2 separate regions of the Homo sapiens genome follow, and region 2 is linked to region 1. The links are chromatin contacts, found by Hi-C or POLR2A ChIA-PET in ENCODE. All regions are on one chromosome and are shown on one strand. The core of a region is the stretch at or near the end of the contact, and the rest is flanking DNA. Distances in the headings are between cores, read along the strand shown.

Region 1 (4,250 bases), core at 1,195-3,694:
CAAAGAAACCACAACATAAGAGCTAGAGAAAAGAACTAAGATTGTGAAGAGGACAGCATTTCCAGAAAGAGATGTCAACAATGTTAAATATAGACACTCACTGAACTGATGTTTACTGAGCACCTACTAGGTGCCTGGTTCTTTTGGATGTACTGGAAATAGAATGGCCAGGAAAGTCCTCACCATGGAGTTGACATTGAAGAAGAATGCTGGACACGACGGAGCAGGCCATGCAAATATCTGGAGAACATGTGTTCCAGGCAAGGGACAGCATGTTAGCTTCCTATGGTTTCCATGGCTGGATATAGTGTGAATCTCTGGCTTTTGATGGTCAACTCTAAGGGCGGCTCCTGCAGTGCTCTCTGTAACTTATTGGCTTTCACACATGGATGAGGGATTAGGTCTTTGTGATTTTCTATGCTCAGGGGCCCTATATGGGAACCACGTTGGTATTTACGGGTTTTTTTTTTTAATGGTGAGTTTATGGCTGGATCCTTGAGGACTACTTTGGACACTGTCTGATTCTTCTCTGCTTCTTCAGCACTGATTGTAGTAAACGGTGCTCAATATGTGTTCAACCATTGTGGACCATTTTTAAATGGACTATCAAAGGGAGACAAAACTGGACACTAAAGTGGAAAGGGCCTATTTTAAACATTAATAACAATTGCAATAGAGAAAAGAGTCCAGTGTGAACTGAACTCATCCTTGATTTGCAGATGTGGCTGGATATTTCAAAATGGGATTGAGGGAGTAGAGGCTCAGTAGAGTCAGAGAAGTGAAAAATTACAAAAAGTGAGAAGGAGGTGTTGATCCACGTGAAACCCACCTGGATTTGCTAATTGGCACTTATTGAAATTAGATTCCTACCCTACTACAGAGATTGGGTGACTGGGACCCTGTCTTTAGGTGTTGGCAGGAACAAACAGTAAATTCTTTTAGTAGCCTTGAGTTCTCTCAGGCAGGTGCTTTATGGGGGCTAGGGTCATCTGAGGGGTGCAGCTTTGAGTTTTTTGATACTTTGTTAGTGTTTGTTCAAGTGTTTATAGATCAAGGTCGAGCCCCAGTAGAGAAGAGGGCTCAGGGGAGTCTGCTAGTTTGGTCAAGAAGAGAATCTTTGTGGGGACAATGGTTGTTGCTAAAAGAAACTAGGACAAGTCTAATAGAAATTGTATAAAGGGTATTCACATGTAATATACTTCTTGCTTCTGATGTGTACATTTTCATAACTCTGAAAATGTCTCTGTAAGTTTGTGTATTGATAGGGCACGTGGATTAGGCCCTGAGAGTTAAGGCCCTTTAAGCAAATGCTTGGGTCCTTGATCTAATACTACTGGGAGGAGGAAGCACAGGTGAAATTGAGAAAGCCCCAAGCACCATTATGTGCTCATAGCTTAAAACACAACAGCAAAACATGGAGCATTTCTATGTTGAAGCTTGGTTAAAAGGCAACGGCAGGCCAAACCCAGTTATTACAGCAAATATGTACTGCAAATCTATCTGCCTTCAATTGGTTGAAGTTACAGGAAAATATATTCCCTCATTCCCTAACCCCCCAAACCCCTTGCAAAACACATCCCACAAATTCCCATCCCCAACAGCAAAGTCATGGGCCATGAACTGCGATGTTAGCCTTTCTCTAAAGAATCTGCTCCTGGCTCCTGACAGAGTTTGGAAGTCATCCTCTGGCCCCATTCTTCGCTGGGAATGAGCGCCATCAGCCTGTGCACACACTTGGCCTGCACATCACCCTGGAGACTCAGAACCTGGCTTCAGAAGAGTGGGAGGGGCAGAAGACGGAAGCAGAAAGCAGGGGCGAGGGCAAGAACCCCCTGGAGCTGATTGCTGCTCTGTGAACGCACCAAGGTCAGGGGAAGGAAATCTTCAATAGTCGACAGCCTCAGGTAGAAATGGAGAGCTGGCCACCTCTAGGGAGCGGCTGTCAGTGAAGAAGGGTGAGCGGGAACCCCTGACCTCCTCACAGCGCCCGGAGACATTGCTCTTCTCTCCTACTCTCCTGTCCGCTATTTCAACCACACACACACACACACACACACACCCTGCAGTAAAAGAGTTGATGCTTTCCTATGGGAACTCTCTGGTTGAAATCCTAAAGGCAAGTGAAAGGGCTTTTTAAAACCAATCCCAATGATCCGTTTGAGGGAAAAGAAATAAGGCAATGTTTGGAATAGCATCTCCAGCACTGATGGGAGTAAGTGGTACCAATGAAGTGAAATCCTCAGCTGTCAGTCCTGGGCTTCTCTACCAGGGGAAACAATGAGAAATGTTTTTTGTTACCTCGCCTTTGTTCGTTGGAAATTTGATCAGAATTCCCATGTCTGCTATTTTCCTTCTGTACGCTTAACCAAATGCAAAGTCTCAGGCTCACGCTAGAGGTCGCTGTTGATCACATCCGAACCTCACCTCCCAACGCAGGCAGGAGAGGCAGGCTCACCGCCGCACGTCTTCACTGCAGTGGGAACAGCCTGCAGGCTTTGGTGGCAGGAAGATCAGTTTGGCCACACCCGGTTCAGGTACAGCGCATCGGCCTGCGAGGACGTTGCTTTTTATTTCACAGACAAAAGTATAAAACGAGGATAAAGCAGATAATTAAAGGTGCTTCAAATTAATTTGAATTTTTTTAAGTACTGCATAATTTATGACGTTTCAACACTTCCCTTCCCCTCCCTGTCTGACCCCCCAACCATATCACTTCTTCCCCCACTTCCATTAAGCAGTTTGAGGAGTGTACAATATGAAGGACTTGAATAAAAGCCCAGGCTTAAATATGGACCATACCTGCAGTTAGCCGCTATCACTGACACCACTGGGCTTGTATCCTTCCCAGCTGGTTCTACGCCCAGAATATAAAACAGCTAAGAAATAAAATGACAAGACAACAGGGCCGATAACATTGTAAGCAATTACAGCCTCTCTTGATGCTGAGAATCCTAAAGACGCCACCCAAAAAGCAGTATTCTAATCGAAGGCCATTATTAATGAACCAGATCTCTGCTTGGCTGACTCCTATTCTTCCTCTCCTAATTATATTCATCTGCTCCTTCTTTGGTCCTAACTTTGGAAATTGCTTTCAGCACAGACCAATCCCAAAGGCGAGCTGGAAGCCAGAGCTGAAATAAAAGTCGGCGGTATTATCATTTTGAGGCAAGTCACGAAGTATTTATTGTTTGCTGCATTTCCACTTCTGCCCTTGACTCTAGACCCAAAGTAGAATTGCAGTGGTGATGCAGTGACATCATACACGCAGACACCGGTGCAAAGCAGTGTCTCATTCAACATTAAGATTGTGGCACTGACGGCAAGGCTTAGAAAAATTCCCAAAAGATAGGGTCCAGAGCACTGGTGTCAACTAAAAAAGGTTTATTGGTAAAGAGTGTGGCTTTGACAACCCCCGACATGGGAAGAGAGCAGAGGCTGCAACAGCCTAGCAGGGGCCAGGATGCAGCCACGACCGTGGCTTCTGTGAGGAGGCTTATTACATGAAAGCAGCCGAGAACTTATTACGAGAGGCAGCCTACACTTGGGTCCCAGGCGGAGGTGCTGTCACTGAGTAGGATGAGAGGAAAGGAACCTCTAACAGTGTTATAGCAGGAGGGACATGGCATAGGTGTAGTTTAGAGGGAAGGAATCTGACTGTACATATTTATTTATTTATTTATTTAGAAGGAGTCTCTCTCTCTTGCCCAGGGTGGAGGGCAGTGGTGCGATCTCAGCTCACTGCAACCTTTGCCTCCCAGGTGCAAACTTTGCCTCCCAGATTCAACCTGGGAGGTACAACCTCAGCCTCCCAAGTAGCTGGGATTACAGGCACCCACCACCGTGCCTGGCCTAACTTTTGTATTTTTAATAGAGGGGTGTTTCACCATGTTGCCCAGGCTGGTCTTGAATTGCCGACCTCAGGTGATCCACCTGCCCCAGCCTCCCAAAGTGCTGGGATTACCGGCGTGACCCACTGTGCCCAGCCCACCTTTTTAATATTGTGGTAAAATATACTGCTATGTTCTGAATGTTTGTGCTTCCCCCAGATTCATATGTTGAAACCTGATCCTCCAATGTGATGGCATTAATTTGGGGAGGTGACTCAGTCATGAGGGCAGAGCCTTCATGAATGGGATTAGTGCCCATATAAAAGAAGCCAGAGGGAGCTTGTTGTCCTTCTGCCATGTGAGGACACATAAAAGGCATTGTTTATGAGGAATAGGCCCTCATCAGACACCAGATCTGTAGGT
Region 2 (4,250 bases), core at 1,167-3,666, 150 kb after region 1:
AATGGGGAGCGCCTATCCTCAGGCTGGTCAAGGAGGTCGTTTTCAGTCCATTCATTGTTGTTTTTCCTCCACTCTCAGATGGCTGCTGCTCACCTCTGCCTGAGCCGTATCTTTGAATTGCAGCCACTGTGTAGCAGGTCATTCTTTCATTAATGTAACATTTTTTTGGTTCCTACTGGGTGTTAGACATCATGCTGGACTCTCTTGAGACAAAAGTGAATGTGACTGACAAGTACTCAGGTAATGATGGTACAATCTGAGAGCTGTGCAGAAGGGGCTTGGAAGCTCTGACTGAGGGCTGAGCTATCCAGAAAAACTCCATGATGGAGTGGGTGTGAGGAGCTGTGAATGCATTCTTTCTCTGAATGTTTGCTGAGCCTTCTCTGCCTGTACGTCTCTCTGCCTCCCCAGGTGCCTTGAGTTCCCCCACTGAAAGGCTGGACGTCGCAGCTCTCGCTAGCCACCCAGGCGTCCTTTTCGGCCCCCACTACTCTGCCCAACCACATTGCCTTGGGTGTAACTTTTCAGCTGTTCTGAGTTATGTTCCTCAATTCCCTGGCCACTTGGGGGCTGCCCCTTCATCATCTGAGAATGACTTGGGGTTATTTCTCATCTTGATTTGAGTGCAAGAGAGGCTTTTCTTTCTGAACTAGAGCCATTCTGAATGCAGCTCGTTTGTCTCTAAGTTAGGGAAGTATACTATCTGAAACATTGTTCCAGAACAATTGTGAGTAACTCCTGACCTTTGACCCCATGCAGGCACCTAGCTTCTGCAGGATGGCCTGTGATCTACTGCTAGTCACGGGCTTTTCAGCTCATACAAACCAGGGCAACTTGGGGAAATAACACAGCTCTAGTTAGGACAAGGCAGAAGGAGCCTTTTTAGAATCCGCATGCACTCAGGTTTTGGCTGTGGAAGCCAGGGATTGGCAAAGACTGTCGCCTATGGGAGGTCAGTATACTGTGACCCTTCTGGACTAGGCCAGGTCCACAGCAGGCAAGAGCCTATGGGTGCCAGGAGCCCCCTCAGGGCAGTATTGTGCCTTGGAGCCCAAAGAAATGCCTGGCATTTGCCCCAGACTGCAGGACTTGCCCTCCCCTGTCCAACTCAGGCAGTGAATCCTGCAGCCACAGGAGGGGGAAGTCCATTCATCTGGGTTCCCAGTCCTGGCCCCATGCCGGGCAAACAGCAGGGCTCAGTTAGTGGGGTGTGGGGGGCACTGAATGGAATGTGTTCAATTTTGCTTCACTTCTGCTGTTAACTTCCTGTTAGACCTTAGAAAAATCATTTCTCCTCCCCAAGTTTCATTTTTCTTATCAGTAAAGTGGTCCCTTTCACAGGACCAAGTAAAATTACTCGCTTTTAAATTGAAAAACACAAACCAAATACATTTTGTTTTTGTTTTTGTTTTCTGACTTGGGTCTTGAATTAAAATGGAAAAAGGGCTGTTGGCCACCAGTCTAAAGAATGCCAGGTAAGACCAGTTATGGATTGGGACTGAAGGAGCAATGAGTGTCTAACAAAAGAGTGAACACGGGTGACTGACCCGTGGTGTGGATGTCTGTAAGTGCACAGGGAATCCAGATTAAGAGAAGCTAAACGGGTAGAAATGCTGCTTGGATGGAGTGAGTCTGAGGCACCTCTGAAAGGCTCTGCCTGCACCCTCTCCTCAGTCAAGTAGTTGATGACCTGAAAAACAATCATTGCCTTAGGGGAGTTTGCTGTTTTAAAAGCTCTATTCTAGAAGTTCCACTTTCAGAACCTTTTTCTGTTGCTGGTAGAACACTGTTGAACACGGATCTATCAACTTTTCTTTTTGTCTGTGTTTACCTATCCAGAAGAATCTAATATAGGATGTGCATCTGTTGTATAAGTAAATGATACCTGTTGGCCAACTCCAGTGGAGAAAAATTGCCAAAGTTACAGTGTTTGTTCTTCATGTGGATTTTTAAGTTTCCTCTTTTAGTTGAACGTTTTTGTAAAGACAGAAGTGGAAAATTAGCTTTATTTTGACATGCTAAAGCTCAAAGACAAGTTAGCATAAATTCTGTATTAATTAATATCTATGGTTTATTGAACTTCTGCTATGCAGAGTGCTTTATATCATCTATGTTACACTTCACTGTGACAGCAGTCCTGTGAGGGAGCTATGAGAGGCTCAAGGTGCTGTAGTTATAGTAAGGATTCTACTCAGATCTGTCTGGGCTCAGAGCTTTCCCCTTCCCATACCCCACCTTACTTTGGAGTTTATATAATATTTGAGACAATATGTTTGTGTGCCTTATTTTTTTTTAAGTTTCGTAAGTTCTAAGAAAGCGGCATTTGTTACTTTTTAGAGAGCTCTTCCTTGACACTCCCCTAAAGGCCCAGGCTGGATGGGGTTGCCCTATCGCCACGGCCGCTTCAAAGCTGTCATTGTGGTTGCATAGTTATCTGTGCAGTGACTGTCTGACAGCAGTGTTCACTGTGGAACTGCAGGCTTTATCAGCTCAGAATCCTTATCTGTGCCAAGCCTAGTGCCTAACTCATAGTAGGCCCTCTTAAAAAATTGAGCAGGCATGAATGAGTGGAAACCATGCTTGTTAATAGCATTATGTGGCGATAAGACCATCATTCCTTGACTTGCTCCCCAAAAGTACAAAGTTTCAAGCAGACAAATGAACAGATCATTCTTAAAATTGAACTAATCTGGGCAAGCAAAGAGAGTTCAAAGATAAAAGAGGGGGACGCAGTAGTGCACAAGGGAAACATTAAAGCAAATATTTTCTTTTCCACAGAATCTTTTAGAATTCTTGAGGGTTACAGTTCCAGATATCATTGCTTTAAGTGTATAAAGTGTATTTTTAAAAAGTGAAACCCATACCCATTTAAAAATTGAAAAATATGTAATCAAGTTGTATCAGAACAAAAATGTGCTTTTTGTGTAAAAAGCTAATTAAATGGAGTCATCCTATTTAGTGATTTAAAAGGATTTGATTAAAATAATATCCACTTCAACTACTCTCAAAGGGCTGAGGAGAGAGGTTTGGTTTCCGTGCATCCTGGATGGCCTTTGTCTGGTGTGATTAAAGGTATTTCAGTGCCTGCCATGAGAGAGGCCCCTGCCATTTCTGCAGTTTCAGTGAGACCGAGAATTCCTGCAGTGTCATTCCAACTGTTTGCAGGGTTTAGACAGCTGCGTTCAGGCCACAAATATGGCCACAAACACTACTGCCTATTTGATAGACACAGAGGCCTTCCGAAACAAAAATTGTCATTCAAAAAGAAAAGTAAAAAGAAAAATTACCTCCTGCCTTAGAATTGTTTACTTTTCCTCTGAGTGAGTGAGTTCTTTGAAATGTGTTGGTCTGTTAATGTAGAATGTACATGGAAGTTGCTCCATTTTTCAGTGTTTCTTTGGTTTTAATAAGTCCCAAGAGAAATGATAAAAAACCTCCTAGATTCTTAGTGTGGGGATAATTGTCTTGTGGGGGGAAAATCTAATTCTAAGTAATCGAGGGTTAGAAATTTGAGGCCGCATCAGGAATCCAGCTTTAAAGCCATGTCCGCATGATTTCTATGCAGCTGGTTAAGAGGTGGGAAAATTAATTCATACAAGTTTTTTCTTTTGTGGGAAGAATAAGATTTCCGGGGTCAGAGGCCAGCAGTGTTTACATGGGGTATCCAAAGGCCTCACAGTGCTGGTTGCTGGGGTGACATGAGGATGTGTCTCCAGTGTGAATAGGGGGACATTGGCTTTGGGGTGTACCGCGCAAATGCGTGTACTGGTTGCTTAAGGGAGGTGAGGGAGAGAGTGAAGAAGAGGAAGGGAAGAATAGCATAAGCACAACTCCCTGCCATTTGTGGGAGCCATTGCTTCCTGAGTGGGCATGGGCGGGTTGCAGGGGCAGGACTCAGGTGCTTCTGGTGCCTCTGAACCCATGGACACTGGACAGGGCAGTTCCTATGTGCAGACGGGAATTGTTCCTCAGGCCCTCCCTGATACATGTACTACAGGCTGCCAGCCTCAGAAACTATAGGAGGCCAAAGTGGCCTACATTCTTCATTTACCTTTCTCAACCTCACACACAGATTGACCCATTCTGCTGGTGATCAGGCAACGGAGTGACCCAGCCTCAGTGTATAACTGAGTAAGGGTCACGTTTCACACAACCCACTTTTCTGGCGACTGGGGACCAGGAAAAGGAAGTGGCTTTGACTTGCGGGCAGGGAGAGAAAGAGCAAGAATGCATGCATGGGTGTGTGTGTG

The links. Hi-C counts contacts between places; a loop is a spot of excess contacts on that map. ChIA-PET counts read pairs that join two places held with the same protein, here RNA polymerase II (POLR2A). Pooled maps may share reads with other maps.
Region 2: a loop to region 1 is called in a map of GM12878, with 4 times the contacts of the local background. The contact joins two enhancer-like sites. A Hi-C loop is called at or near these places in 4 of 168 maps with a recorded cell type or tissue (GM12878, naive thymus-derived CD4-positive, alpha-beta T cell and natural killer cell), 8 of 37 single-sample maps with no recorded cell type and 12 of 50 pooled maps. POLR2A ChIA-PET finds 5 or more read pairs at or near these places in 8 of 52 experiments (CD4-positive, alpha-beta T cell, CD4-positive, alpha-beta memory T cell, activated CD4-positive, alpha-beta T cell and 4 more).

Annotation. Positions count from the first base shown.
Region 1 is chr6:111,995,470-111,999,719 of GRCh38, reverse strand. No RefSeq gene overlaps it. Among named protein-coding and RNA genes, the nearest start is that of CCN6, 57 kb to the left of the region's middle. Within about 2 kb of position 2,444, at least 5 of the 41 ENCODE cell types and tissues checked have a DNase peak (open chromatin) inside an H3K27ac peak, as active enhancers do.
Region 2 is chr6:111,842,002-111,846,251 of GRCh38, reverse strand. The region is part of intron 2 of FYN (FYN proto-oncogene, Src family tyrosine kinase); the gene reads left to right. Among named protein-coding and RNA genes, the nearest start is that of FYN, 29 kb to the left of the region's middle. RefSeq lists an enhancer at 3,242-3,351. Within about 2 kb of position 2,416, at least 10 of the 41 ENCODE cell types and tissues checked have a DNase peak (open chromatin) inside an H3K27ac peak, as active enhancers do.